Linked DNA regions of Homo sapiens: all the other regions are linked to region 3. Evidence: chromatin loops called from intact Hi-C (ENCODE). Cell type or tissue: A673. All regions are shown on one strand.

Evidence for each region. Peaks named below come from ENCODE experiments on the same cell type or tissue, not always from the same donor. Only the 100,000 strongest peaks of a DNase experiment are listed, where the experiment ranks them.
Region 1: a loop joins it to region 3, with 8 times the contacts of the local background. A loop is called at or near these places in 7 of 110 quality-filtered maps.
Region 2: a loop joins it to region 3, with 7 times the contacts of the local background. A loop is called at or near these places in 31 of 110 quality-filtered maps.
Region 4: a loop joins it to region 3, with 8 times the contacts of the local background. A loop is called at or near these places in 8 of 110 quality-filtered maps.

Annotation. Positions count from the first base shown.
Region 1 is chr10:25,754,973-25,762,972 of GRCh38, reverse strand. No RefSeq gene overlaps it. Among named protein-coding and RNA genes, the nearest start is that of LINC00836, 110 kb to the right of the region's middle. In A673, a CTCF peak has its summit at 4,853 (motif pointing left); a DNase peak (open chromatin) is centred at 4,772; H3K4me3 peaks cover 307 bases.
Region 2 is chr10:25,871,583-25,879,582 of GRCh38, reverse strand. No RefSeq gene overlaps it. Among named protein-coding and RNA genes, the nearest start is that of MYO3A, 59 kb to the left of the region's middle. RefSeq lists a silencer at 3,739-3,918. In A673, a CTCF peak has its summit at 3,840 (motif pointing left); a DNase peak (open chromatin) is centred at 3,802.
Region 3 is chr10:26,266,665-26,274,664 of GRCh38, reverse strand. GAD2 (glutamate decarboxylase 2) reads right to left here. Exons shown (of 16, transcript NM_001134366.2): 9 at 5,492-5,546; 10 at 3,909-4,025; 11 at 965-1,029. Among named protein-coding and RNA genes, the nearest start is that of GAD2, 54 kb to the right of the region's middle. In A673, CTCF peaks have their summits at 4,512 and 4,712; a DNase peak (open chromatin) is centred at 4,724; H3K4me3 peaks cover 1,350 bases; H3K27ac peaks cover 378 bases.
Region 4 is chr10:25,721,447-25,729,446 of GRCh38, reverse strand. The region is part of intron 2 of LINC00836 (long intergenic non-protein coding RNA 836); the gene reads right to left. Among named protein-coding and RNA genes, the nearest start is that of LINC00836, 74 kb to the right of the region's middle. In A673, a CTCF peak has its summit at 3,350 (motif pointing left); a DNase peak (open chromatin) is centred at 3,336.

The DNA.
Region 1 (8,000 bases), 510 kb after region 3:
GACCTAGGTTTCACCTAGGACCTCATTAAATGCTCATTAGCATACTAATCACACATCCACCAGCGCTGTGACAGTCCTGAGACCACCCATATTTAGTGTAAAAATGGGTGGCACCACAATTCTGAGAAATTGCCATCTTTTTTTCTGGGAATTTTCATGAATATTCCACCCCTTGGTTTAAAAAACCCATAAAGGTAGCAGCCCCAAACACTGCATGACTCTCTCTTGAGTCCACCCGCACTCACTCTTCTTGAGTGTGCACTATTTTCCGACTCATCCTTGAATTCCTTCTCTCAACAGTATCGAGAGCCTGGTCACCAGCTGGCGTCAAGGTCCCACCAGCATTTGGGGACCTCCCCTAGCCCACCAGTATCATTTTCACAGCCCCAGAGTTGGAATTGGGAAGGAGAACAGGGGATTGATATTTGCATGATGTTCTATAGAACAAATATCTTAGTGTCAATTCTTTTCCTTTCGATGTCCCTTGAGATCCTTTTCTAAAATTCCAAATTCGTAGGAACGCAGAAAAGTATTCTCAATAAATACCCATTGTCCTAGTCAACTCTGGCTGATTATAACAAATTATCAAGGAGTGGGAGGTTTAAACAACAGACATCTATTTCACACAGTGCTGGAGGCTGGAAGTCAAGATCAAGGTGCCAGCAAATTCGGCTCTGTGGAGGGCCTGCTTCCTGGTTTGCCGTTGTCCTCATGTGGAAGAGACAGAACAAGCTTTCTGGGTTCTTTTTATAAGGGCACTAATCCCATGATGAGGGCTTCAGTCCCCTGGCCTAGCCATTTCCCAAAGGTCCCACCTGTTTTCATCATGCCAGAGGTGTATGAACCACAGCAACTCCATCTTGAATAGGGGCTGGGTAAAATGAAGCTGAGACCTACTGGGTTGCATTCCCAGACAGTTAAGGCATTCTAAGTCACAGGATGAGATAGGAAGTCTGCCTAAGTCCGCATAAGACACAGGTCATAAAGACCTTGCTGATAAAACAGGTCGCAGTAAAGAGGCCAGCCAAAATCCACCAAAACCAAGACGGTGATGAGAGTGACCTCTAGTTGTCCTCACTGCTACACTCCCACCAGCGCCATGACAGTTTACAAATGCCATGATAACGTCAGGAAGTTACTGTATATGGTCTAAAAAGGGGAGGCATGAATAATCCACCCCTTGTTTAGCATATCATCAAGAAATAACCATAAAAATGGGCAATCAGCAGCCCTTGGGGCTGCTCTGTCTATGGAGTAGCCATTCTTTTCTCCTTTACTTTCCTAATAAACTTGCATTCACTTTACTCTATGGACTCACACTGACTTCTTTCTTGCACAAGATCGAAGAACCCTCTCTTGGAGTCTGTATAGGGACCACTTTCCTGTAACAATCACATTGGGAGTTAGGACTTCAGCATAGGGATTTGGAGGGTGCATAAACACCCATTGGCTGACTGGCTGAGCAAACATGTAAATAAATTTGCTGCTCAAACATTGCGTCTCTACCCTCAAGTCTTTCTCACTATCCCTTTTGCTGTTCTTCTCTTTGCCTCTTGAATTTCAACACTGTAGCCCGGTCTGATTAGCTAAAGCTGCAGATTCAAACCCTTGAGGCATCTGTTGGTTTTTAGAGTCCAGCCTCCATCTGTAATTTCAGCCAGCACTTTCTCGATTGTTTTCACACAAAGGGTATCAGCGATACCTGTATGTCAAAACAATAATAATTATCAGGTGAGTGTAGTTAGTTGCCTCCTTTCTCTTATATCTTCATTAATTTCATAAGTTAAATCTTTTCCCATAAAAAAAATGCAGCTTGCTATCAGCATTCATTTAATTTTACGTAAACGCCCTCTTTGAGGCTGAAGCAAATCTGACTCATTTTCAATGTGAAAATGAAATATAAAAACTGTTCTTGGAGTTATTTCTAAACAGAACTAACATCAGAATCATCTGAATCATTAGAATCATCTATTTTGGAAAAATCGGATTCATCAAATGAATCTTCAGCCAACTGTTAGAGAATGATGTTAACATCATGTGTAGGAATGCTACATTTTCTAGGATTTGACATTTTCAGTGGTTGAGAATTACTGTGTTTTGTAAATGGAAATACTACTACTAAAAACAGAATGCTATAAATAGAATGATGTCTTTTGCTTCTCAAGTCGATATACCAGAGTGATGCAAAAATAATAATAAAAGTGAGATATTTTGTGGCAAAGTTATCTTGGGGTAAACACTGCAGCTGAAAGCCCGCCGGCAAGTATTCCCAGAGCAAACAGGAAAAGGGTTAATTTAGTTTAATAACTGATTCTCCCCCTATATTCCTACCAAGTTCAAAATCTGTCTTACAATCAGGCCTATTGCTGATTGCACTTACCAACCCTACAAGCCGAACCTAGCAGTCTCTCATATAGCTAAGCAATGACAAGAGCGTCAGGCAGCAGAAGTGAGGACAGATCACTGCTGAGTCTTCATGTTGAGAGCAGTGGGGCAGTTGTTAGCTGGAGCTGGCTTGCACTGATTAGTGAGAGCAGATTGTGTATATTTCTTCTCTGTGCTGAGTTCAGTATGCACTGATACATTGGTAGGATGAAATTTACCATGGTGAAAGTATTTACACCATGGAAATTGGCAAATGCTATTTATCAGGCCTTTTTTTCCTCTCCTAGATCTATTATTAAATATTTTCCAGCATACTACTAGATATGCAGAAGCACAAACTACCCAACAGGCTTTTTGTGATTTGGCCTTAAATGTTAAATCCCCAGAATATAAATAGAGAGATCTTGTTGGTTGGAAGTAGGTGGAAAAGTATGAAAGGTAATGCAAGGTCGAATTCAGATGCACTCATATGTGAATGCCCATTATTAGCCTGTCCTCAATCAATTCCCAAGGCCAAGCCTTGGGAAATTGAGCATTAGTGAAAGGAAAATGTCTGCTTTGGTCAACTGAGAATAATCTCAAAGACTAAACAATTTAAAAGTTAGCTGCCTTATGAAAGCTTTCATAATGGTGAGATTTATATCTGGACAGATGACAGCAGGAGAGATATTAAAGTCAATAAATAAATGTTTATTAAAGATTTCTACTAGAGACTTCGAAAATACAAGGACATACAAGCTATAATGCCTTATCTCAACAATCTCACATGCAGGGGTATATTAGTCTGTTCTCATGCTGCTAATAAAGACATACCTGAGACTGGGTAATTTATAAAGGAATGAGTTTTAATTGACTCAGAGTTCCACATGGCTGGGGAGGCCTCACAATCATGGCGGAAAGCAAAGGAGGAGCAAAGGCACATCTTTACATGGTGGCAGGCAAAAGAACGTGTGTAGAGGAACTCTCCTTTATAAAAACATCAGATCTTGTGAGACTTATTCACTATCACGAGACTCTCCCCCATTATTCAATTACCTCCCACCAGGTCCCTCCCTCAACATGGGCATTATGGGATCTACAATTCAAGATGAGATTTGGGTAGACACAGCCAAACCATATAAAAGGGTAATAATATTATGTGGTGGAAACACATCGGTTGGGAGTCAACAAGTTCCTTTATTGGCTTTGCACTAACTGGCTGGTTGGTCATGTCCTTTACTGTCTGTGGACTTCACTTTCCTCTTCCATAAAGTAGAGATTTATGTTCTTTGAGATTACACTCTGAGATGTTATTTTGTTTAGCTATGAAAAGAATAAGAGATTCCAGGCCCAAAAGAAATCAGTGTGATTGCAATTATTTGCAGATGTGTGTATGTCTGTATGTTCATTTCTCCTAGACTGAACTTTTTAAAAACATAGATAATGTGTTATTCATCCTTATATTCCCAGTACTGGACACATATTGGATGTTCAGTGAATGTTGAATGAACAAATAAAGAATAAATACCTCTGTAACTAATCAGGGAATAGGTATAACACAAATTAGGTTGTGGACCTGTGAAGAAACTGGTGTATCCTATTGTACTTTTCCATTTGGTTTTCATAGGAACCCTGTTGGTACAAAAATATATGCAATTTCTTCAGATTCTGGTGAGAGGTAGAGACAGGGCCAAGTTGCTAAAAAAAAAAAAAAAAAAGTGTCTTCTATGAGTTTTTTTTGTACCATTACAAAAATTTTTTTTGGAAACAACCAAGTGTACTTTGTTTTATCAGATAATTGGCACACTAGTTTTATTATAACTGGTAAGAATCTTGCAGTACCTAGAGGCAAAGATTCTGAACATTGATAGATTATCTAAGCATATATTTGTAGTGATGTAATTGTGGCTATAGGAGACTGGATAACATCTGTGCAGGGCATAGGACGTTTTAAAAAGTTGCTTAACCAAATGAACCTCTGCTATCAACTTGCTGTGCTACTACATTTACCTTTCTTCTCTTTAGTGTTGTAGGGCAAAAAATCTGGCTAATGGAAAATTTTAATTCACTGTTTTGTTTAACTGACTTAATGGACTGCAATTACTGATGTAGTATTTAAACAACCAGAGCAGTAGCTGTGCTTTTTCACATCATAAATGCATGCTAAATTTATCTTCCTTTATAATGTAGCTTGTAGGTTTGCTCCATTTTGCTGTGTGAGTAAATGGTTAAACATCTTACAGTTTGTATTGCCCCCCAGGGTTAGAGAGAAAACAAGTCATTTATCCTCAAGAGCTCCCCTGAGATCTGCAGAAGGGTGTGCTGCTTTTAAATAGATTTCTGTAGCAAAGTGCACAGTCATTTTAAAGCTACTGATGTATTTGGAGACATTCATTTCCTATCTGTCAGCCCCTACCTTTGGATTTCATATTTCCTTCTAGTTCACAACAGGGGAAGTGCAGACTGACTCAATGCTGCCCCCAAGTGTTATCTCAAAACATAGGCTCAGGACAAAAGCAAGACAAAGAGCCACTAATCACAAGAAAAGAAATTCATTATCAAAATCTACAGTTTATTTTGAATTGTGCTTCTGGTTGCTATTTAAAGAGAACACATTATGAAATGAAATCAACTCAACAAATATTTTTGGAAAACCTGTGCTATGTGTAAGAGGATACAAAGGAACAAAACACGATCCAAGCTTTAAAGGCTTTCAAACAAGTCAGAGAGACAAGAGTGGCTGAAAGGCTAAATAAAAAACAACTAATAGATGTCACAAGAATGAATTAGACGAACTGTTAAAATAATGGTAATCTAACTTGTATAGCTGACATTTAAAAAATATAACCTAATACACATTTTTAAGGCATGTGCTAAATCCTTTGTATTCGTTATCTCATTCAATCTGCACAATAACCCTATGAAGAAAGAAACAGTGTAATGTCTCCTTTTTTCTTGAATGAAACAGAGGCTTTCAGTCTGGTGCAAAAGTAATTGCAGTTCTTGCCATTAAAAGTAATGGCACCAACCTAATAGCTAAGAGCTAGGTCACCTACCTATGACATGACAGAGCTGGGACTCACCTCAAGTCTTCCTGGCCAGAAAGCCTGTGCTCTTACCTGAAATGCTTTGTAACCACAAGATGCTAGAGAAGACAACCATCATGAGAGTAGAAGTGATCCCATGGGGTTTTCCAAGGATGTGTGGTTTGAGGATGTTCACACTTAAAAAAAGAAAGTTTTTAAGTTTTGTTTTGTTTTGTTTTTGAGAAAGAGTCTTGCTGTGTCACCCAGGCTGGAGTGCAGTGGCTCGATATTGGCTCACTGCAACTTCTGCCTCCCAGGCTCAAGCAATTCTCCTACCTCAGCCTCCCGAGTAACTGGGATTACAGGTGCCTGTCACCACGCCCGGCTAATTTTGTATTTTTAGTAGAGACGGGACGGGGTTTTACCATGTGGGCCAGGCTGGTCTCGAACTACCGACCTGAAGTGATCAGCCCGCCTCGGACTCCGAAAGTACTGGGATTATAGGTGTGAGCCACCGCACCCGGCTGGAAAGCTTTCAAAGTGAAGCAATCAGCATTGCTTGTGTATCCGGAATTGGTGGGTTCTTGGTCTCAGACTTCAAGAATGAAGCCGCGGACCCCGGCGGTGGGTGTTACAGCTCTTAAGGTGGCGCGTCTGGAGTTTCTTCCTTCTGGTGGGTTCGTCGTCTCGCTGGCTCAGGAGTGAAGCTGCAGATCTTCTCAGTGAGTGTTACAGCTCTTAAGGCGGTGCGTCTGGAGTTGTTCGTTCCTCCTGGTGGGTTCGTGGTCTCGCTGTCTTCAGGAGTGAAGCTGCAGACCTTTGCGGTGAGTGTTACAGCTCATAAAGGCAGTGTGGACCCAAAGAGTGAGCAGTAGCAAGATTTATTGCAAAGAGCGAAAAAACAAAGCTTCCACAGTGTGGAAGGAGACCCGAGCGGGTTGCCACTGCGGGCTCAGGCAGCCTGCTTTTATTCTCTTATCTGGCCCCACCCACATCCTGCGGATTGGTAGAGCAGGGTGGGGTGGGGGGGGGGGGGGGTGGTCTGTTTTGACAGGGCGCTGATTGGTGCGTTTACAATCCCTGAGCTAGACATAAAGGTTCTCCACTTCCCCACCAGACTCAGAAGCCCAGCTGGCTTCACCCAGTGGATCCCGTACCGGGGCTGCAGGTGGAGCTGCCTGCCAGTCCTGTGCCGTGCGCCCACACTCCTCAGCCCTTGGGTGGTCGATGGGACTGGGCGCCCTGGAGCAGGGGGTGGCGCTCGTCGGGGAGGCTCTGTCCGCACAGGAGCCCACGGAGTTGGGGGAGGCTCAGGCATGGTGGGCTGCAGGTCCTGAGCCCTGCCCGGCGGGAAGGCAGCTAAGGCCCGGCAAGAAATCCAGCGTAGCACCAGTGGGCCGGCACTGCTGGGGGACCCAGTACACCCTCCGCAGCCACTGGCCTGGGTGCTAAGCCCCTCATTGCCCGGGGTCGGCAGGGCCGGCCGGCTGCTCCGAGTGCGCGGACCGCCAAGCCCACGCCCACCTGGAACTCCAGCTGGCCCGCAAGCGCTGCGCGGCCCTGGTTCCCGCTCGCGCCTCTCCCTCCACACCTCCCCGCAAGCTGAAGGAGCTGGCTCTGGTGTTGGCCAGCCCAGAAAGGGGCTCCCACAGTGCAGTGGTGGGCCAAAGGGCTCCTCAAGTGCCGCCAAAGTGGGAGCCCAGGCAGAGGAGGTGCCGAGAGCGAGGGAGGGTTGTGAGGACTGCCAGCACGCTGTCACCTCTCACTTGGTTTGGTAAGAGCAGCAAGATTTTTTCTTTTCTTTTCTTTTTTTTTTTTGAGGCAGAGTGTCACTCTGTCACTCAGGCTGGAGTGCAGTGGTACCATCTCGGCTCACTGCAACCTCTGCCTTGTGCCTCAGCCTCCCTAGTAGCTGGGACTACAGGTGTCCACCATCATGCCCAGCTAGTTTTTTTTTTTGTATTTTTGGTGGAGAGGGGATTTCTCCATGTTGCCCAGAATGGTCTCAAACTCCTGAGCTCAGGCAATCCACCCACCTCGGCCTCCCAAAGTGCTGGGATTACAGGCATGAGTCATGGCGCCTGGCTGCAAGAGATTTTTTTAGTCAGTCAGATTTATAAGCCTGAGTTTGAATCCCAACTCAGGCACTTGGTTGATCAGTGACTTGGGCAAACATCTTACACCCAGTTTCCTGTCCTGTCAAATGAAGATAGAATAACACATACCTCTGCTGTGTATCAGACATATATGAGAAGTATCTTGTCCATGGTGGGGTGACTCATGTCACAGCTCCCTTCTTCTTCATGGAAGGGAGGAGTAGAAAGGTTGGGAGTCTTGGACCCAATGTTCACAGCCTTGAGGGACAGACGAAAGTGTGATTTCAGAACACAGAAACTTTCTAAGGAGAGAGTTTTTAAGACTCATACAGGCTACTGGCGATGGCACAATTTTATAGCTTATGCAATTTATACTTTTTTTTTTTTTTTTTGAGACGGAGTTTTGCTGTTGTTGTCCAAGCTGGAGTGCAATGGTGCAATCTCAGTTCACTGCAACCTCTGCCTCCCGGGTTCAAGCGGTGGCTCATGCCTGTGATCCCAGCACTTTGGGAGG
Region 2 (8,000 bases), 400 kb after region 3:
ATTATAAACTATCAAAACTGGATGAATTGGCCGGGAATGGTGGCTCATGCCTATTATCCCAGCACTTTGGGAGGCCAAGACAGGCAGATCACCTGAGGTCAGGAGTTTGAGGCCAGCCTGGCCAACATGGTGAAACCTGTCTCTACTAAAAATACAAAAAATTAGCTGGGTGTGGAGAAGCGTCCTCTTGGGAGCCTGAGGCAGGAGAATCGCTTGAAACCGGGAGGCAAAAGTTGCAGTGAGCTGTGATCTTGCCACTGCACTCCAGCCTGGGCAACAGAGACTCCATCTCAAAAACAAACAAACAAGCAAAACAACGACAACAACAACAAAAAACAGAGTGAATTACTACATGACATAGATTCCTTTAACCTTACTTAATAATATATATGTGATTCAAAATGATACAAGTTAGCATAAAAAAGCTCAAAATTTAGCTGTAAAAACTTAACTAAATTTGAAATGCATGAAATTACATGTTACCGTGGGACCCAAGGGATTACACGTTAACTATTGCATTTTGATCAGTTTTGACCACCATCCCTGGTTCAAACAAGGTATCATAATAAGGCAGTTGTGGAATTTAATCCTTTGAGCAGAGCTGCTTGTTCCTCTAAAGAGAGAGTGATAAAAAAGATTCTTCCCCTCTCAGAATGATTTTGAGACCCACGGCAGAAACCAAAGGGAGAATGTGTTCCCCACTTCCTCAATCTAATCAGTGCATGCTCCAAGAAATGAATGAAAACATAAAAGATTTATAGCAAAGAGCATCAAGCATCAAGCCAAGACTCCACAAAAATTAAGTGTAAAGAATCAAGGATTTCATGGAATTTTATATTTCCCTTTGTGTTCACTCTGGAGATAAGAGTGGTTTAGATTGTTATTAGAATTGTTGACATTTCAGTGATCATTTTCTAGGAAAATAACTTTTTCTGAAAGGCACATTCTATAGCACAGCAGTCCTCAACCTTTTTGGCACCAGGGACTGGGTTCATGGAAGACAATTTTTCCAGACAAGGGTGGGTGGTGGGGGGATGGTTTGGGGATGATCGAAGTGCATTACATTTATTGTACACTTTATTTCTATTATTATTACATTGTAGCATATAATACAATAATTATATAATTCACCGTAATGTAGAATCAGTGGGAACCCTGAACTTGTTTTCCTGCAACTAGACTATCCCATCTGGAGGTGATAGGGTCAGTGACAGATCATCAGGCATTAGATTCCCTTAAAGATTGTACAAACTAAATCCCTTGCACACATGGTTCTCAACAGGGTTCACGCTCCTATGAGACTCTAATGCTGCTGCTGATCTGACAGGAGGTAGGGCTCAGGTGGTACTGTGAGTGATGGGAAGCATCTCTAAATATAGAGGAAGTTTTGCTCACTTGCCCACCCTAACCTCCTGCTGTGCAGCCTGGTTCCTAATATGCCACAGATCAGGACGGATCTGTGCCCTGGGGGTTGGGGAGCCCTGCCACAGCAGACACTAAAAATAGAAACTTTTCTTCATATATATGTATATATCTCTATTATTGGCTCTGGCTCATATTCTTATGTATTTATTTATTTTAGACACAGGGTCTCACTGTTGTCCGGGCTGGAGTGCAGTGGTGTGATCATGGCTCACTGCAATCTTGAGCTCCTGGGCTCAAGGGACTCTTATGCTTCAGCCTCCCGAGCAGCCAAGACTATAGGCATGAGCCTCCAAGCCTGGTCTACATATTCTAACTGGTTTAAAAAAAAATGTTGCACTTAACTAGTTACTTTGAAATGACAGTTTACAATAATGGAATTTAATTTAGCATACAGTTATTTTAGCAGATACTGAGATAATAATTCATGACCTGGGAGATGTCCCTAAAACTAAACATTCCTTCAGAGCAGTTAACTATTCTATTGAAAAGACTAATTTTTAAAAAAGAACCTTGTGGCTAAGCAACACAAAGATTTAAACTCTATTGACTGTCTTAGTGTAAATTTTCACTTGCTCTTCATGTGGAATCATGAGAGTTTGTCAGATGGAGCTGAGACAGAAATAAAGGCTCATGTGGGAGGCTGAGGCTGCCAGTCAAAGGGCTCACTATTGACTCACTCCCACTGGGAGACTGGGATGCCAGGACCTTCCACAATTTGATTGTTCACTGGGTTCTAACACCAAACCCAAGTCCACTCTGTCCACCTTGGGGATCTCATTATTAGAACCATCTATCAGCTGCCTCACTTTGCCAACATTAACTAGAAATGTGATTTCAATTCTGTATATCAGAAATGCAATTAAAATACATTGATTTTATTAATGAGTTTCATATTTCACAAAAGATTTGATGGAAAACAGATTTTTTTGAGACATTTCAAGGACTTTTCATAAGATATAAGTCTTCCCCCAAATCTTTGAGATGTGTTTTTTATCCCCATTTTACAGTTGAGGAATTTAAAACTTGGGATATGATGATAGTTTGTATCTAACTCCAGATTTATTTATTTATTTATTTATTTATTTATTTATTTATTTATTTATTTATTTATTTTTGAGACGGAGTCTCGCTCTGTCGCCCAGGCTGGAGTGCAGTGGCGCGATCTCGGCTCACTGCAAGCTCCGCCTCCTGGGTTCACGCCATTCTCCTGCCTCAGCCTCTCGAGTAGCTGGGGCTACAGGCACCCGTCACCACGCCCAGCTAATTTTCTGTATTTTTATTAGAGACAGGGTTTCATCGTGTTAGCCAGGATCGTCTCGATTTCCTGACCTCGTGATCCGCCCACCTCGGCCTCCCAAAGTGCTGGCATTACAGGCGTGAGCCACCGCACCCGGCCAACTCCAGATTTATTTGACTCCAAAGTTTGTGTTCTTTCATTTATCCTTACTTTTCCTCAAAAGAAAGGAGGCTAAAGCTATTGACTAAAAGAATGTTTAGAGATTAACAAATGCATTTCAACCCTGTATCCAATTCCTGTTACTATTACCAAAGATCTGAACAACCACAGAAACAGCTTATAACCTACCAAAACTCCAGAAGCAGTAAGTAGCATTAACCTCAAACAGGGAATCCGAACAACAAAATTCCTCTATAAAATATTTAATGACATTTTAACTTAGCATATGAGTAGTAATTCTCCTGAGAATAAAGCTGTTGTCTTGGATGAATATCATACCAGATTTAACTTATTATATGAGTAGTAATTCTCCTGAGAATAAAGCTGTTGTCTTGGATGAATATCATACAGGAGGTTGCTTATGAAACTGACACCTGGAATCCACTCCCACACTTACCCATGTTGTTCCCTTTTATGTTGATGTTACAGCCAGTTAAAAACAATTCTATCTGGACAGGTAGGTATGGTTAATAGCTAAGGTATTGTTAGCCATTAACATTTTGTTTCAAATTAGATAACCAGATTAACAAACTGGCCACTTAATAAGCCCCTCCTAGGAAATAGAAGCTAGGACATGTTAATTTTGAGGGAAGAGGTCAGAAAATTAGCAGAACATTGAATAAGTTTGGGTGGAATTCTGCATTGAAAAATAATTCCTGATGTGAAGAAAGACTCCATAAACCTCCATTAAGATGCTCTTCAATTCTAACATTTTATAATAAAATAATGTTACAGACAAGTGAACATTTTTATAACCTCATTTTTCTTAGGGTCAATTTTGCATAAAAAGAAAGTAAATCAATACCAGTTTCTGAAATTTCGAATATAGGAAATCATGCAAACAAAAACTCCCGCCATAATCCCTTGACAATATCTCTTCTCAGTGTACCCAAGAAGGCCAAAGGGTACCGTGACTGTCGAGCACACCAAGCTCCACGCGCCCTCTAGTGCATCCCTCTGGAAATGCAGCTACTAGTCCTAAGCTTAGGTATTTTCTCTGTTAAGAAAACAATTTCCAGAGCAGCTGTACTTAAAATCTGTTTATCCTGCATAGCCAACTCACCCTGAGGTGTTTCTCCAGGGTTCACATAAATTCGTTAAGTTAACTTAATCATTTCCCATCTATTCTCAAAGTTGACTTACAAGAACTCATAAAATATGACAAAATTGAAAACATTAGGCTGCATTGGATGAGAAAAGATAACAAGGGTGAGGCAAAGTGATCAAGAAATTAAATCAAAATACATGTAAAATAACAACTGACCATCCTCCCATCGATGATATATTTAGCTGTGTATTAATCAGGATGCACCAGGTTCTACTATGGTAAAGACAGCTCCCAAATCTCAGGAGTTTTTGACAACAGTGCTTTAATTTCTCTTTCGTTACAGATCTCAGGCTTATTTTTGGTTTCTAAGCGAATGGAGCAGCCATTGTCACTCACACTGCCTGCCACCATGGCAGAGGGGAAGAGCTTTGAAAAATCTTGCATTAGCAATTAAATGCTCTGATCACATCATTTCTACTCACTCTCATTGGCCAGAACTTGCCTCATGTCTCTACCCACAAGAGAGGGGAAAAGTCAGGTCTTCCATGTGTAAGGAGAGGAGGCAGAAATTTGTGGACAGCTGAAAGCCCACTACAGCGTTCCCAGGCAGGGTCAAAAAGGAAACCAGAACAGATCTGACTCAGAGTGTTCATGAAATTAAAAGCAAATACAACAGCTCAGTAAAATTCCAAGTCTTTTTGATTCTAGGGTCAGACAAGAATTTCTCCAGGATTCCTCATAGGACAAGGTATAACATAAATCATGTCATCATAATGCATTTGTGGCCTTTTCTTATAAGGCTCTTGTATAGGTTTATGACATTACAATAATCTACAGTTTGTCTAAACAATACTCTCTGGAAGAGTCGAATTATAGGTATCTTCCTCTTTGCTAAACTTCTGCATCAGAGACATATGTAAGCATTCCACCTTGCACACTGTGTTTAGTTATTTGAAGGGCAGTGAACACTAGGTTGTGTTCTCGAGGAAGCTTCTGGACAAGAGCTAGTTCTTTGCTTATAGGTGAGAACCAACTCACCTTCCTTCTCCCTTCCCTTCCCATCCCTTCCCTTCCCTTCCCTTCCCTATCCTTCCCCTCCCTTCCCCCTTCCCTTCCCTTCCCTTCCCTTCCCTTCCCTTCCCTTCCCTTCCCTTCCCTTCCCTTCCCTTCCCTTCCCTTCCCTTCCCTTCCCTTCCCTTCCCTTCCCTTCCCTTCCCTTCCCTTCCCTTCCCTTCCCTTCCCTTCCCTTCCCTTCCCTTCCCTTCCCTTCCCTTCCCTTCCCTTCCCTTCCTTTCCTTTCCTTTCCTTTCCTTTCCCTCCTCTCTTCTTCTCTTCTCTTTTTCTTTTTCTTGACAGGGTCTTGGTCTGTCTGCCAGGCTGAAGTGTGCCATCATAGCTCACTGCCAGCAACGTCAAACTCCTAGGCTCAAGTGAACCTCTCACCTCAGCCTCCCAAGTAGTTAGGACTACAGGCTCATGCCTGGCTAATTTTTTAATTCTTTTTTTTTTGTAGAGACTGGGTCTCACTATGTTGCCCAGGCTGTTCTCAAGCAATCCTCCCTCCTTGGCCTTCCAAAGCACTGGGATTACAGGCATGACCCACTGCATCTGGTTCCAAATTATCTTTCTTAATCATGATCAACTAAGGGTTGGTTAAGATCCAAATATGGAAACTGAGGAGCCAAGAGGGGCTCTTTCGTAACCAGAATCCATGCTAGTGTTCTGAGGTGAGCTGAGAGAGGAACCAAAATTTGGGCCAAGATCGTTTCCAGACAGTTCTGAATTTTTCTAATTGTACAGATAAGTGGTCAATTAATAGATTTTCCATGGTTCTATTTCATTGCCAGGGGCAAAATAGTTTTAGCCTGAAATTTGTAAGACAAGGCATAACTAGACCTTCATTTCAGCCACCTTAAACTACCATCCGAATGCCCAGGTTTGAACAATTCTACTTCTAGAAGAATCCACAATAAAACAAATGTTTGAGAAGGCTTTCCATCCTGAACTTTTATAATAAAATAATGTCACAAATTTTATAATAAAATAATACTATTTTATTAATAATAATTTTGCCTAGGAATTCTATGTATTACCAATTTAAAAGCTGGAGACTTGTCTTCTAAAACAATAATAATAATAAACTTTAATTGACTGTTTGCTGTGGCCAAGCAGTGTGGTAAGTAAGCACTTCAAATGTAGTATCTCATTTAATTTTACGGGCAAAATCTGTTACTACTCCTAATCTACAGATGAGGTAGAGTGAGGTCATATAATTTGTCTAAGGTCAAACAGGCTAACAAATGATAGAGCTAAGGGTTTTGACAAGACATCTAAATCTAGAACACATGTGCTTAGCAACTACATTTTCACCTTTCATGAATAATATCTTCATTTTTAGGAAAATATAGCTATGGTTCTTATGCAGAGAGATAATTTACTAGCAGGGTCAGTACTTGTCAGCTTTAGATAGTAAAAGCATCAACTGCATATGGAGGCAAACTGGTTTTCCTACTTTTGGTACACCAGCTGCACCCAAAATTGGTAATTGATTGACTACTAGAAAACAAGTTTGGGTTTTTTTTGTTTGTTTTTTTTGTTTTTTGTTTTTTTTTAAAGGGACTCAGCAAAACTGCTGTGTTTTCCTTTGCAGGAAGATTTATTTTATTTTATTTTATTTTTCAACTTTTATTTTATGTTCCAGGGCACACGTGCAGGAGATGCAGGTCTGTTACATAGGTAAACGTGTGCCATGGTGGTTTGCATTTTTTTAGGTACAATGTCTTGCTCTGCTGCCCAGGCTGGAGTGCAGTGGTGTGCTTATGGTTCACTGTAGCCTCGACCCCCCTGGGCTTAGGTGATCCTCCTGCCTCAGCCTCCCAAGTTACTGGACTACAGGCAAGTGCTACCATGTCCAGCTATTTTTTTTAATTTTAATTTTTGTAGATATGGGCATCTTGCCATGTTGCCAAGCTTGGTCTTGAACTCCAGGCCTCAAGCAATCCTCTCGTCTCAGCCTCCCAAAGTGCTGGGATTATAGCCATAAGCCACTGTGCCCGGCCTGCAGGAAATTTTAACTACTGTCAGAAAGCCACTCCCACCGTCTCTTGTTCATATTAATATGGTTTAGTTCTCCATGAGCACCAAAACCCAAGGATCTATAACATTCTCCTACAACTTAGTCCCAAAACAACTTTTGTTCTGGAATTAAAGGCAAAAAAAAAAAAATCCTATTTAGTGTTGCAGACTTTGACCTACATCTGATGGCTTAAACAGCTGTCCACACTGCACTTTGTTCAGGAAACTAGCTTCAAGTAGCTCATTTTCAACAAACTTATCCTGGGTAAAGAGCACAACATCAAGTGGCAGTACTGCTGAGTTGTCATCGTCATCATCCACACAGGCAGCCCAAAGTCTCTTTGTCTGAAATGTTCTGGTTCTCTTGAAAGAGGTCATTCCTAATGTGTGAAGTACTTTTGAAGGATGATCTTCCATGCTAGTCATTGTGTTTTGATACTTATTGATTGAGAAAATATGTGATGACAAATACTACTGTAAATTCAGCCTCATCTTTGAGTGCATTTATGTAACTCTACTAGTAATCACATCCCTACCTATATATATTTTATTTATATTCGTACATATACAGCATTTATTCAGTCTATAAACAAAGTTTAACCCATATATGAACTCAAAGACACCTTATAGTAGCTCCAAGACATCCAGGACTTATTACAAATAAGTTGAATATACCTATTTTCTACTTTCATGAACTCTCTAAAGCTACTAACAGTTCTCTTCACACCCCAACCCCTCCATCCCCACCCCACTGGAACTCCATGAAAATTTTATAACTTTGAAGCCAAAACAAAATCTGAAGTAGATAGAACTTTCCTTAAAACTTACATGCAAGCTGGACACTGTGGTGCATGCCTGTAATCCCAGCTACTTGGGAGGCTGAGGCAGGAGGATCACTTGAGGCCAAGAGTTTGAGGCTGCAATAAACTATGGTCATAGCACTGCACTCTAGCCTGGCAGCAACATAGTAAGATCCCATCTCTAAACAACAACAAT
Region 3 (8,000 bases):
ACAAGTGCCTCTGTGCTCCATCAGCGTCTCTCCTTGTCCTGGAACAGAAACTGTGCCAAGATATCTAGTGGCAGAGCCAGTGTGACGCTTTTGCTGGGCAGCATCTGGCGACTTGGCAGGGGATGGTGGGCATTTGGCAGCCTCTGATGAATTCAGGCTTTCTTGGTCACTTGGAGTGCCAGAGCTCACCACTGTGTCTGACCTGCCATGTTGTGATGAGAGAACTGGGCTCCCCTTGCATGTGGTTCAGAACCAGAGCCTGTATTTTGCATTCTGTTGTTCTCTTTTCTTTGGACCTGAATGTGCTTTATGCCAATCAGATATCACTGCCTTTGTGTTTTTCAGCTTTTCTCAACAGTCTTCTGCGTAGGCTCTAAATAAAAGGTGCTTTGCAGCATCAGTCGGAGCTGTGTCAGAGAAAGGTTATTACGGGAATGAAACATGAGATGAGGCTATTGCTAGTATGTTTCACTTTAAGTGAACTGGCCATCTTAGACCCCAAACCCAAACTTTCAACATTGATAAGTTACAAGGTGCTTATTTGCTTTGAAAAATTATTATTTTTTTTAAGCAGTGGATATTATCCTTTTATGAAACATGAAAGCTATAAATCTTCTCCCTAGTAAAACGTGGGCTGCCTGTAGGTTTTAAACAATTTTTGTGGTTGGTTCAGAGATCCCAGGAATAGACCCTAGACAGGAATCTCTATGTCTGAAAGAGATTCTACCTGGGTCGCTTGATGTGTATTCTGATTTTTCTGTTGTTTACACATAATATTTACATATTTGATTTTTCTGTTGTTTACCCACATTCATGAGTGTAATACCACATAAGGCAAGGAACACAAGCACTGAATAGAGTGAGTTCACTCAGTATTCCAAAAGTTCCTGGAAATTGACTGTAATTTGTGTTTCACAGTTAGCTTTTAACACTTTATGTTGTTAATAAGAAAAATGCAACATACCTCTCCACGCCACTCAGTTTCCACTTGTGTTTTCGGGACATCAGTAATCCCCCACCCCAAGCTGCCTGAAAAAAAATCATATGAGGAAAATGGTAGCAGTTTGTCATTGCCTAGATTTCTATAGTCTGGTGTCTTTCTAGGTGAAAATGATCTTGACCCCAGGCCACTTAGGAAGTTGACCACCTCCTTCTGGCACTAACCTTCAGAGTTTACACCGAAGGGCCCTTCTAAGGTCTCAGATTCCATCCCACATTTATATGGGTGTAAGGAGCCACCTTGGAGGCATAGCTCCTGGTCCGTAGAAGAGAGAGAAAGACCCTCTCCCAAACCTATCACCAGCACCATTAGTCCTCATGAAGTCATGTTCTCAGAATACGAAACCCTGTGGTCCCCACAGTGTAAGGCAGAGAAGATGGGCAGGAGGGCCATTAAACAGCTTCCAAGTTGCAGGGAAAACTCTTTTGACAAGTCTAAATGATTCCAGAAATAAGAAGTGGCTTCATAACTCTATTTCACTGATGTGTGATTTTGGATAATTTCTGTGTCCAAAATTCACAAGCAGGGAAGATTCATACCAGTTAATTAGCTGAGCAGTTAGAACACGTCTTAACAATTTGTACTTGATCAAGGTTGAAGATTTGAATTGGTGTAGTAATCTCCTTTAAAAATAGAATGCCAAGATGGAGATTCATTTGGAAATATTAACTTTCTTTCCTCTGTGTGTACAAATAATTCTAGGATAATTTTAAATGGATTATAAAATTCTTTTATGATATAATCACTTCCCCCCACCTTTTGTTGTAAGTTCAGCCCTCTTTTTGTTTTGTTTTGTTTCTGAGACAGAGTTTTGCTCTTGTTGCCCAGGCTGGAGTGCAATGGTGAGATCTTGGCTCACTGCAACCTCTGCCTCCTGGGTTCAAGCAATTCTCCTGCCTCAGCCTCCCAAGTAGCTGGGATTACAGGCACCCACCACCATGCCTGGCTAATTTTTGTATTTTTAGTAGAGACGAGGTTTCACCATGCTGGCCAGGCTGGTCTCGAACTTCTGACTTCAGGTAATCCACCTGCCTCAGCCTCCCAAAGTGCTGGGATTACAGGCGTGAGACACTGCACCTGGCCCAGTTCTTTTGCACTTTGAAAAATTATGATTTTCCAAACGTGTACTATTTTAAGATTCTTTCTACTTTATAGAATGTATGAATGTTAAAGCTAATAAGAGTAAGTGGTAAACTTGGTATGTTTCAAAGAAAAGCTAATAAAACTGGTTAAAAGATTCCCTAGTTCTAATTTAAGTAGGAGGCCCAGAGGAACAACCCATAGCTTCTGCTGGCTCAGGACACACAGACATTCTCATTTTTGAAGTTGCCGGGTAATCCTCTTCCTGAATCAGCCAGCAAGGTCTACCAGGATTTCCAGTCCTGAGGCCCAGGTCACTAATGATATCGGATAGTTCAGTCTTTTCTCAGTGTCTTCATGTGTAAAATGAAAGGGGCTCTGGTAGCCTAATGAACGACTCACACTGTGAATCAGGGAGGATAAAGAACATTGGTGATTGCTCTGCAGGAATACTCTGGAATAATGGAAATGCACCCAGCTAAGCCTGTGGAAATTTTCTGCCCCTAAAGAAAAGAACATTAATGAGGCCAGGTGTGGTGGCTCCTGCCTGTAATCCCAGCATTTTGGGAGGCCAAGGCAGGTGGATCACCTGAGGTCAGGAGTTCGAGAGCAGCCTGGCCAATATGGAGAAATCCCATCTCTACTAAAATTGCAAAAATTAGCTGGGCATGGGTGCGCACGTCTGTAATCCCAGCTACTCAGGAAGCTGAGGCAGGAGAATTGCTTGAACCCTGGAGGCGGAGGTTGCGGTGAGCTAAGATCACGCCACTGCACTCCTGCCTGGGCGACAGAGCAAGACTCTGTCTCAAAAAGAAAAAAAAAAGAGCATTAATTTGGTCTGAATAATTATTATAAAGCCAAAATGATCTAAGCCAGGGCTAGATCATTGTTATAGCCCTGGCTTAGACCCAGTGCTGGCCCATGACAACATAAGGATCTTGCACTCGAATGAACATCAACTTATGCGTTCCTTCACTGAGAAAGTCTTGCAATGAAAAAATTATCAGCTGAGCCAAGCATTGCGCTTAGTTTGTGATGGTTTGTGATTAGCGATGGTTTGTGACTGATGATGGTTTGGCACAAACTCTTTATCTCATATGGATCATTAACAGTTTGCAGGTGGTAGCTAATCGTCAAACCACACTTTGAGTAATACTAATCTAAACTTAAATCCCTTCGGTCCTTCTAAAACTTAACACATTTTTTTTCATTGGAAAATGTTCTGGAGGGAACACCTTCATTATTTTTTAGTGTGACAAGGCCTGAAGTCAAAACGTTTCAAATATAATCTATCTTCTTAGCTGACCAAGCTACGAAATTGGAACTTTGGTGGTCCTTATTTCCCAGGAAGTTGTCAAGCCTATTTTCCTCTCTAAATACAGGAATATCTAACTTGAGCTTCAGTTTTTTGCTTTTGTTTGTTTTTAATTCTCTGGGTTTCCTACATAAATGCAACTCCTCTTTACTCTTCTGACCATTCTGGTAAGTGAGGAACAGCAGGACTGTGTGCGTAGGTTGTATTCCTCCATGGATGCAATGGCTCGATGAATTGAGAACAAAGTGGTCAGCTTGGGTACTGATCATAGAAATACAAATATTACCATGTTGGGGACATTAAGGTATAATCAGCCTTGGGATGCTTCTGGTGCACGGTGTGTACTGTGTGAGTTGTGTGCTAATTTGCTTCATCCAGCTTTAAAAGCTTTAATATCACCACTCTGAAAATAAGCTGACCAAGTTAAAAAAAGAGAAAACAAATTTCCTTTGTGTGTCCCACATGAAAAACGTGCAAGGACGTTTTAGTGGCCAGTCCCTAAGGGATACTTACATCCACATGCATCCAGATCTTATACTTTTTGCAAATGTCAGCGACAGCTAAGAGGGGGTCAAATGCTCCGTACACGGTGGTTCCAGCTGTGGCACTCACGAGGAAAGGAACAAACCCCTGTGCGAACGAGAAAGCCCCAAATCATGGAAAACAGAGTCAAGGGTTCTTTTAAAAAGCTGATTCAAAGCAATGGAAATTCTCTCCCTAACAGACACGTCTGAATTTGAGGAAGCAGCAGCAGAGTTACTGACACCCCGGGGTCTGGGACAAATTGATGTTCACTCTCTGGAATCTGAGTTCTCTAGGCTATGCTGTTGGACCTGACTGTGTCTTAAAAGAACAGACATTCTGATTCTCAGAAGAGGCTGTAGTGAACCCAGAGGCTGTCAGGGACGTCCCCGAGACATGTATATATTCCCGGTAGACTTTCTGGCCCTTTTAACCCCCTTTGCTCACTTTCAAGTGTTCCTTATTCACAACGAGGCCTCTGAACTTCATAAATCCCCTAGAGTGAGTAGGCAGGAGAATGAAGAGAAGTAGCTCTGACCAGCCCATTATTCCTATTTGGAAAATGCCCAGATAATTTATTTCACGTTTCAGCACGGAGCGGCTAAAATAATACGCCATGACTTTTATCCGTCTAACTAGTCCTCAGTCTCTCTGGCCATGGCTAAATGAAAACTGATTGAAGTAACGGGCTGGAAGAAGGCAGGAGAATGCCACAAACAGGATCGCCATAGTCCCTCATTCCATAAGGACTCTGTCCTGTCTATAGAACGTGATGTTATGGTGTCAGTCTTTAGGTGGCAGCAAAGGTTTAATCTTCTAGTTGATGTTACTAGAAGTAGTTCTAGTACTTGCACAAGGAGGGAAACCTTCTCCTGCTGCCTGCCACTTAGTAAAACAAAACCAAACGAAAAAGGGCATATGAACGTAAATCATTATTTCTGAGTTCCTAATGATAAAATGCATGTGTATGTTATTAAATCAGAAACTGTAGGTTATATCTACCAAATGGTAAACAAAGAATTCTAGAAACAAATTCTCTGATTTGTGAGCCATCCCAGGTTGTAAATGACTTTCTAGAGCTTTGGGAATCTTGGGCAGGCATTCAGAACTTGTTACTTCTGAAAAGAGTTCTAAATTGCTTCCTGCAAAATAAGACGTCTGGAGAGCCAATGCTAACAGCATGCACCTACACGGGAAAAACTGGCCCCTTTTGAAGAACTGCACCAGGGTCTCTCACATACTGCATTAGCATTCTGCTATTTCCCCGCCTCTGAAAATATTCTTTCAAATGTGTGGGTGTTTCATGCCAACCCTCAGTACCTAGGAAGACAAATGCTTTGGAAACGCTCACTGTATCTCTGTATATAATATTTATTCAGCAATTTAAACTTTTCTAAAGCAGAGCCTATAACCCAGAGAAATAAATAGTGACTGGATGCAGAATTCTATGTTCTCATTAAACCTGGGAGATTGAGGCTTGGATCCTCTTTTTAAAATAAAACCAAAACACATTTTGTTCTCCGGTGGATGGAAATAGAAATATGGGCTGGATAAAGCTCCCGGCAGAAACTTACTTTCTGTTTGGCTTCAAGAATCCTTCTTTCAAGATCAGATGGAATCATTTTCCCTCTGGAAGGAAAAAGAAATATAGATTTGCTTTGAATAATTTGCTTCATCGTCTTTACAACGTAAGTGGCCGCAGGAGGGTAAAGTCCAACCCCAAACTGTTGATAACAATACTCGGAGAAAACAACTCCTTGACTGCTTCCAGGAAGGATGCATTTACTTGCCTGGATGAGGCATGACTATCATTTCTGGCACGTTTTGCAGACTTGTGACCGTATTGTGTTGTTCCCTATAGAACGATTACCATGACCCTCTGCTGTGCACAGAAGCTTCTTATTAAGTCATCCTCTTAATTCAGTTAAAACAAGCCTGATTTGGAGCAAAATGTTTGGCAATGAAAGGAGAGTTCAGAGAAACCTTTTTATTCCAAACCTTTGAATAAACCGACCTGCAATTTCACATACCAATGAAACAGCAGGAAGAGAAAATCCATTCTGAAATATCTGGATGAAGATACTAAGTGAAATAGCTACCTAATGACATTCCAAGTGCTAAAAGCGTAAAGAAGGCCAAAAATTCATGGGCTCAAGTTTCAAACATCCTTTCAACCCTAAAAATGCTTCTTTCCTAAAATAAAAACACAGATACTGCTTTGCTTAATATTATAATAATCATGGTACGAGAGACAGAGAAACATTTTTTTTTTTTTTTTTTGAGACAGAGTCTGGCTCTGTCGCCCAGGCTGGAGTGCAGTGGCACAATCTTGGCTCACTGCAAGCTCCGCCTCCCGGGTTCACACCATTCTCCTGCCTCAGCCTCCCGAGTAGCTGGGACTACAGGCGCCCGCCACCATGCCTGGCTAATTTTTTGTATTTTTAGTAGAGACGGGGTTTCACCGTGTTAGCGAGGATGGTCTCGATCTCCTGACCTTGTGATCTGCCTGCCTCGGCCTCCCAAAGTGCTGGGATTACAGGCGTAAGCCACCGTGCCCGGCCCAGAGAAACATTCTTTAAGTCAAAATAGCTCTCTGGAGGTTGCTAACATAGCCAACTTTGCATCAGGGTCATTGATCTAGGTTTTTAAAAGGCTTTTTGGAAAAATAACTGATGGTAGAGGTGATTATCACAATCAGTGGTTGTGGGATGCTATTGGCATATAGTGAGCAGTGAGTGGGGTTTTTGGTATTTGTCATTGACTCCATAGTACCTTTGTGGCTCTCCCTGTGAGTCTAGACATACAGCAAGCACTGGACTTCATCACAGCTTCTAGTGCTGTCTTGCTTAGGCTTTTACATATTGAAATAAGTTAATTTATTACAAATTACTTCTATCACATTTCTTCATTTAAAAAAATAATTTGGGCATTATATAGTGAGAAGGGTAAGTTATATTTTTGACCCTTTTTTTTTTTCAGGCCAATAAAGGAGGCGTGACAAAATAATTGGAATATAAAGCAGACATGAAACCTCAAAGCATTGGGAATCACTGATTTAAGTGAAGCTGTTTCCCAAAGAAAGACAATTACCTGGGCAATGGTAATGGACAAGTTACCAGTGATTAGTTTGTCAGGCTGGAATGGAAAAAGGGGCATTACAGTTACATTTGATGCAAAGACTATGGACTTAGATTAGGGCAGCCTACCTTTGGGGAACTTCTGTGAGACTGAGGGGAGGGAAGGGAGGGTGATGTGGTTGAGGAAAGGACACAGAGAGCTTCTCACTCCTTATAAATCTTCCTACACTTCATAACTTTGCCTGGGGGCATCCCTTAAAGCAGTGATTTTCAACCTGATCAGATCAGGCTGTGCTAAAGCACCTTGCTCCAGCCCTGATATAAATAAAAAGTTCAAATTTCTGAGAAAGTGTGGGTATTATCTTTATCTTTTACATAAAGTTTAAAGCACATTAAAATTGCCATAGTATTTTTGCAGGTAAACAAGAAAACTGAGAGTGAGAACTCTTAGAAATTTTTTTTTGCAAATCTTGAATTTTACCCAACTTTACCAAAAGCTAAACACCTTTGCCTGGGAGAATTTTGGGTAGACTAGCTTGACAATCATTATTTGCTCATCAAATCATATCATACTTAACTTTTTTTAAGTATAAGGCAGTAAGATGGCACTGAGGAGTCAGAGATGAGAGTGCATTCAAATTGGAAGGGGCTCCAAGACATGCCTGATTCTAGTCGAACCTTCTCATTTTTCAAATAAGGCAACAGCCTGAAAGGAGAAGTGACTGCCCAAGATCAAATACTGGTAAAAGTCCAGGGAGTAACTCAAAATATAATCTAAGCTTCCAGAACAAACTCAAAGGTGCCAAACATATAGGAAACCTGTTTGGAAAGGTTTGATTATTTTAAGATAAGATAAATATTTTAAGCTCACATCTGACTTTCATGAACCAGAGGTGTCATACAAACCTGCCGGGAAAACAGTAATGAACATATAGTCTGTTTCTTTCCTGTATCAGCGAACTTTGGGCAGAAGGAGGGAGTAGGCTTGTCAAACCATGAACTCCAA
Region 4 (8,000 bases), 550 kb after region 3:
CACGGGTTTAATTTTTGGATGCCTCAATCTGTTATTTTTATGAGATTAAAGCCTCAAACTCTAAATGCATCTCTCTCTAGGTAACAATCCTGAATTTATTTACTAGTCTCTAAGAATCCTGCAAATATTTATGGTATGTATCTTTCTGGGTCCCCTTTCCTCATCCACAGCCCAAGGAAGATTGCTAGGAGTCATTAAGAATGTCTGGATGCTGCTTTCAGTCTGTGTTTTGACCTGGTAAAGGCAGGGCAACAATTGATACATAATATTTTTACGTATGTACGGAGTACATGTGATATTTGCTTCATGCATAGAATGTGAAATGATGAGGTCACGGTATTTGGGGTACCCATCACCTTGAGTATTTATCATTCATATGTGTGGGGGGACATTTCAAGTTCTCTCTTCTAGCTACTCTGAAATATACAATACACCGTTGCTAACTACAGCCATCCTACTCTGTTACCAAACATTTGGACTTTCAACCATGGAAAAGCCCTACTTCTCAGTCCAAAGAGATTTTTAAGGTAAAGCTTCGAAATAAAAAAAACAACTAGCCAGGTGCAGTGGCTCATGCCTGTGATTCCAGCACTTTGTGGGGCCAAGATGGGTGGATCCCTTGAGCTCAGGAGTTAGAGACCAGCCTGGGAAACAGAGTGAAGCCCCATCTCTACAAAAAATACAAAAATTAACAGGCATAGCAGCATGCGCTTGTAGTCCCAGCTACTCAGGAGGCTGAGCTGGGAGTATCACTTTAGCCCAGGAGGTTGAGGCTGCAGTGAGCTATGATTGTGCCACTGCACTCCAGCCTGGGCAACAGAGCAAAATTTTGTCTGAAAAACAAAACAAAACCACCACCACAACAATAAGCAACTATCAGTCATTTCATCTGCTCCTTGGTAATCTTAACTCTCTTTTAACTTTATGTTTGCTGTGTTTATAATAGTAATAATCATCAGTGTTATTAGCACTAACATTCATTGACCACATACCATGTCTCAGGTATTGTTTTAAGTACTTTATCCATTTTATATTAAAAAAATGAGGTAGGTAAAATTATTATCCTCTTTTATAGATAAAGAAACTGAGACCTAGAGTTTGTTAGGTAATGTACTTGTTGGGTGATAGAGTACCACCCAGAGGGTGGGGACGCTCAGTCCTGGATTCCCTTTGTCTTAACTACAGCTGGCCCCTGATTTTGCTCTCTTCCCATGTGCAAGTGACTGGGGGAATGATCCTTGCACCCCCGGACAACATCAAGGAGCAAGAGGTCAGGGACCAAGGAAGAAGCAGCCTCCTGTTCTGTAGGCTATGCAAAACTAAGCCAGGTGAAGGCCAGGTGCAGTGGCTCATGCCTGTAATCCCAGCACTTTAGGAGGCCGAGGTGGGCGGATCACCTGAGGACAGGAGTTCGAGACTGGCCAACATGGTGAAATCCCATCTCTATTATGGTGGCACGTGCCTGTAATCCCAGCCACTTGGGAGGCTGAGGCATGAGAATTGCTTGAATCCAGGAGGTGGAGGTTGCAGTGAGCCTAGATCACGCCACTGCACTCCAGCCTGGGTGACAGAAGGAGACTTCATCTCAAACAAAACAAAACAAAACAAAACAAAACAAAACAAAAAAACTTAGCCAGGTGAAGAAGATTACTAGAGGTGCCAGGCCAGAAACTGCATGGCAGCGTCATTTCTCCCAGAGTGCCAACCTCTGGTTTCATGTATTTGTGTATACTGTTGGGGCTCAGAAAACTTGCTAGAAATGGAACCAAAGAAGCAGTGTCAAGATCTCTCTAACCTCCCCTCCAATCCGTTCAATCTCTCTCTCCCAAACACAAGATGAGGCTGTTCTCTGAAGTCCCCTTGTTAACCTAGAAACTAGGCTTCAAAAGAGAACACAATTGGAACCCTTGCATCTGTCCCCTGAAATTTCATTAACCAGGGAAGATTAAAACTCATCACAGAGGAAGAGATGGGAAGTTAAACACCATACCTGGAATGCAAATGAACTTTGTCTCAAACTGTTATCTGTTCTCTGTTACCTCTCAGTTCTAAAGAGCATCATTTACAAGATAAATATCTGCCTCCTGGGTCCCTTCAGACCTCCCTAAAAATCATTTTCTCCTACAGACTCTCACCTCCTCTTCCCCTCTGAAGAAGAGTATATAAGAATCTGGACCTCATTGGGTTATTGGGAATTCATTCTCCTGGGATTCCCCAGTGCTATGCATGTTAAAATAAATTTGTATGCTGTTTTTTCCTATTAATTGGCCTCTTGTCAGTTCATTTTCAGTGGACCTTCAGAGGGAGAAGGGGGAAGCTTTCCCTCTTCACCTCTACAACACTCCAGAGGCTGAAACCAGCACGGAAGATGCCAGAGAAGTGAGGAAACAAAAAATAAACAAAGTGAAGGAAGGAAGGGAGGGAGGGTGAGAGGGAAGAAAGAGAGAGAGTGAAGGAGGAAGACAGAAAGGGAGGGAGGGAGAGAAGAAAGAGTGGGACAAGGTGTGTATTAGTCCATTTTCATGGTGCTAATAAAGACATACCTGAGACTGTGTAATTTATAACAAAAGAGCTTTAATGGACTCACAGATCCACATGGCTGAGGAGGCCTCATAATCATGGCAAAATGTGAAGGAGGAGCAAAGGCACGTCTTACATGGCAGCAGGCAAGAAGGCATGTGCAGAGAAACTGCCGTTTATAAAACCATCAGATTTCATAAGACTTATTCACTATCACAGGAACAGCATGGGAAGACCCACCCCCATCATTCAATTACCTCCCACTGGGTTCCTCCCACAACATGTGAGAATTATGGGAGCTATAATTCAAGATGAGACTTGGGTGGGGACACAGCCAAACCATATTAAGGAAGTGGGGAGAGAGGAAAGAAGGAAGGAAGAGAGAGAGAGAGAGAGAGGAAAGAAAGAAAGAAAGAGAAAAAGAAAGAGGGGAGGGAGTGGGAAAATAAAGGGAGGGAGGGAAGAAAGAAAAAAGAAAGAGGGAGGAAGGAAGACGGGAAGAAAGAAAGAAAGAGAGAAAGAAGGAGAGTTAAAGGGAGAGAGACAGAGGGAGAGATGTTGTACCTTTTAGTGAACTCATGGCTGGGACCCTTTCTCTGTCTAACTCCAGTGAATTCCTGTTGTGACAAATGTTTCCTTTGTTGAAAATAGCAAAAACTTTTTGTTCAGGTATTAGGTACTCAGGATAACTACTTTTGTTCTTAGCAAACTCATGAAAACTTGGGTTTGCTAGGTTTTGGAGGGAGAGAACAGGTCAAATGCTAACATAATTCCTTAGCCTTGTGGAAAGAAAAAGGAGCAAGCCGTGTTTTTGAGTAGACTGCCATCTAGTGGCCTCGAATGGATACATTTACATGTCAAAAGCTATCACGCCGGAGTGAAAGATGAAAACCAGTGGGACAAGAAGTATCCAACAGAGAGGCCTTGGCAATTCCATCTCAGTCTCTTTTGGTTCATTTTCTCGGATATATTTTTGTAACTGTAGCTGGAAATTTATCATTCAAAATGCAAAATGTTGTTTTCGTAAATGCCACGTTTAGAAATTATGATTAATGACACATTATTTTCTATCACAGATCACATATATGTTAGAAAGAAAGTAACAATTTAAATATATGTATAGAGGTCGGGCACAGTGGCTCACTCCTGTAATCCCAGCACTTTGGGAGGCCAAGGCAGGCAGATCACTTGAGGTCAGGAGTTCAAGACCTGCCTGGCTAACATGGTGAAACCCCGTCTCTATTAAAAATACAAAAATTAACTGGGTATGGTGGTACGTGCCTGTAATCCCAGCTACTTGGGAGGCTGAGGCACGAGAATTGCTTGAACCGTGAGGCGGAGGTTGTAGTGAGCCGAGATCGTGCCACTGCACTCCAGCCTGCGCGACAGAGCAAGATTCTGTCTCAAAATAAATAAATAAATAAATAAAAATAAATAAGTAAATAAAAATTAAAATATATACAGAGAGTATCATCAATGAAGTTAGGGACTTTTTTGTCCCTAACTTCAGTGGGCCACAGATTCCAACAAATTTCTGTAAGGTAGAGCACAAATAGACAGACGGTCATTCAGATAGAGAGCATTGATGCCATCACGCTCTTCATTCGATGGCATATTATTATCGCAGGGCCACGGGAAACTTCCCCTTCACTCTCTGATGGTTCACTGAAAGTCAACTGACAAAAGGCAGATTAATGAGAGAAAAGGCATACAAATTTATTAGATCATAGTTTTATGTGACATGGGAGCCTTCAGAATGAAGATCCAAAGATATAGAGGAAATTGTTCGTTTTTATGCTTAGGTCCATCACAATATGCACAGCCCTGTAGAAACAGGATTGGGCCATAGGTTCTGGTCTAATGCTGACAGACTGAGTGAGGAAACCCAGCAAGGCCAGTCTGCGTAGATTCTTCTTGGCCTCTCTGTGCCACGTTTCTTCCTTCTGGGTGTGGGGCAGGACCCTCTCTGGAATGGGGCTATTATGACCTACCATCAAACAAGGTAGGTCAGACAATTTATTTATGGTCAGTTTTTGCATAGAAAGTCATTGAGCCTGGGGAGTGGTGGCTCACACCTGTAATCCTACCACTTTGGGAGGCTGAGGCAGGAGAATCCCTTGAGCCCAGGAATTCAAGGCCAGCCTGGGCAGCATAGTGAGACCCTGTCTCTTTTTTTTTTTTTTTAAAGAAAAATTTAAAAAAAAAAGATGTGGGGGGAGGCAGAGTAATAATTTTCAGTTTTATTGTTGGTGTCAGGGAAAAGAGGTTCTGGTTTCTATAACCCACGCTGGGAAAGGGATAATCTTTCTTTCTTTCTTTCTTTTCTTTCTTTCTTTTCTTTCTTTCTCTTTGCTTCCTTTCTTTCTTTTTTCTTTCCTTCCTTCCTTCCCTCCTTCCTTCCTTCCCTCCCTCCTTCCTTCCCTCCTTTCTCTTTCTTTCCTTCCTTCCTTTCTCTCCTTCCTTCCCTCCTTCCTTCCTTCCCTCCTTCCTTCCTTCCCTCCTTCCTCTTCCTTCCTTCCTCTCTTTCTTTCCTTCCTTCCTTTCTCTTTCTTTCATTCCTTCCTTTCTTTCCTTCCATTTTTCTTTCTTTGTTTCTTTCTTTCTTCTCTCTCTCTCTCTCTCTCTCTCTGTCTCCCCTTTCCTCCCTCTCTCTCTCTCTACCACGCTGCACTAACTTTTGCATTCTTAGTAGATAGGGGGTTTCGCTATGTTAGCCAGTCTGGTCTCAAACATCTGACCTCAGGAGATCTGCCCGCCCTGGCCTCCCAAAGTGTTGGGATTGCAGGCGTGGGCCACTGCGCCTGGCCAGAGATAGTCTGGGTCCTATTAGTAGCCCCAGGGAGAATGAGAGGTCAGAGTCAGGAGGCAGCAGAAAGTCAGAGAGAAACTTTTGTTTCTGAGGCCTGGATTCTGGATTATCCTTTCCTGAGCTCCTGCGTGATCACACCCACGTAAAGCTCCTTGCTCTTTTGTTTCCTTTTATCCCCATTCCCCATGCCCTCTCCTCTCTTTCTCAAAGAGGCTTAAGGACCTCACTCTTGAAAATGAATGAATAACCAAACATCATGAGATCATCCTTATGGAGTTAGACTGTGGGATGCATTACAAGAGTCCCAGCTATTCTTGCCTCCCTCCTGTATTATACTTAAAACGAGTTTTTTTACACTTTGCCTATAATAGTGTTGCTTCTAAGATGTAGTATAATCTATATCATCTCTACTTTTCGATTTGCTTGTGCTAGACCTCTGAGCTCGACCATAATCTTCTTTTGCCCTTTATCTCTTCCTTTGCCTGAAGAATGTTGTCAGGTACTTTAATATGTTAGAAAAACATGAATCTGTTTGTATTTGTATTTTTCATATATATATCACCAAACCAAGAGTAGTCAGTGCATTTATTAATCAAAAATTAATAGAATGCATATGTGTGGGTCTATTTCTGGACTCTGAGTCACTGATCTGACTCTCTTTTTCTATGAAAATACCACCTCATCTTGATTACTTTGGCTTTAAGTCTTGAAATTTGGTGCAGAGTCTTTTTAATTTGTTGTTTTTTTAAAGGTTGCTTTAATGATTTTAGGTCCTTTGCATTGCTATATAGATTTTAGAAACAGCTTGTTAATTTCTATGTAAGGAAAAGTCTTCTAGGAACGTGTTGAGACTGCATTGAAGACACAGATTAATTAGGGAAGAATTTCACATTTTAGGAATATTTAGTTTTCTAATTCATGCACATGGCTCTCCATTTATTGATGTCTGCTTTGATTTCTCTGGGGAATCTTTGTAATTGTCTAGTATAAAGATATTTCAAGACTAAACATTTTTCTAAGTATTTTATATACTTGTCTCTATGGTAAATAGCATAATCTTAGATTTTATTTTTTGAGTTGTCTCATGCTAGCCTATAGAAAAACGATTGTTGTATTTTGACTATGTACTTTGTGATCTTGCTAAATTCACTGAATTCTGGTAAGTTATTTGTAGATTCCTTAGGATTCTTTTCATGCGCAACTGTGTGAAGAGACCACCAAACAGGCTTTGTGTGAGCAACAAGGCTGTTTATTTCACCTGGGTGCAGGCAGGCTGAGTCTGAAAAGACAGTCAGTGAAGGGAGATAGGGGTGGGGCCGTTTTATAGGATTTGGGTAGGCAAAAGAAAATTACAGTCAAAGGGGGGGTTCTCTGGCGGGCAGGGTTGGGGGTCACAAGGTGCTCAGTAGAGGAGCTTTTGAGCCAGGATGAGCCAGGAGAAGGAATTTCAAAAGATAATGTCATCAGTTAAGGCAGGAACAGGCCATTTTCATTTCTTTTGTGGTGGAATGTCATCAGTTAAGGCAGGAACCGGCCATCTGGATGTGTATGTGCAGGTCACAGGGGATATGATGGCTTAGCTTGGGCTCAGAGGCCTGACATTCCTGTCTTCTTAAATTAATAAGAAAAATAAAACGAAATAGTGGTAAAGTGTTGGTATGGCGAAAATTTGGGGGGATGGTATGGAGAGATAATGGGCGATGTTTCTCAGGGCTGCTTCGAGCGGGATTAGGGGTGGCGTGGGAACCTAGAGTGGGAGAGATTAAGATGAAGGAAGATTTTGTGGTAAGGGGTGATATTGTGGATTGTTAGAAGAAACATTTGTCATTTAGAATTATTGGTGATGGCATGGATATGGTTTTGTATGAATTGAAAAACTAAATAGAATAAGAGAAGGAGAAAAACAGGTATTAAAGGTCTAAGAATTGGGAGGACCTAGGACATCTAATTAGAGAGTGCCTAAGGAGATTCAGCATAGTCCTGCCAGCAAAGATTATTTATTTACTTCAAGAGTTAACAGTGGCAGTTTGGGGATAGCACCAGGAGATATCCGCTGTGATGGCTTGGAAGAACAGTGTAAACTGGCAGTGTAAACAAGATCAGGGCATGTATGAGTAGTTGAGAATGGTGAATAGGAGTATGACTAGACAGAAGATAGTAGGGATGACAAGTTTTTTGGGGCACAGTCCAAGTTGGTCTGGTGTCTGGAATGAGACTGGGGCTTAATAAAAAGGAGCATCTATACAGGACCTTAAATGGGCTGTACCTTGTAGCATTCCGAGGACAGGCCTGAATTCTGAGAAGGGAAAGTGGTAAAAGTATTGTCCAGTTCTTTTTAAGTTGGTGGCTGAGCTTGGTGAGGTGTGTTTTTAAAAGATTATTAGTCCGTTCTACCTTTCCTGAAGAGTGAGGACTGTAAGGGATATAAAGGTTTCACTGAATACCAAGAGCCCGTAAAAATGCTTGGCTGATTTGATAATAAAGGCTGGTCTGTTATCAGACTGTATAGAAGTGGGAAGGCCAAACCGAGGAATTATGTCTGACAGAAGGGAAGAAATGACTGCGGTGGCCTTCTCAGACCTTGTGGGAAAGGCCTCTACCTATCTAGTGAAAGTGTCCACCTAGACTAAGAGATATTTTAGGTTTCTGACTCGGGGCATGTGAGTAAAGT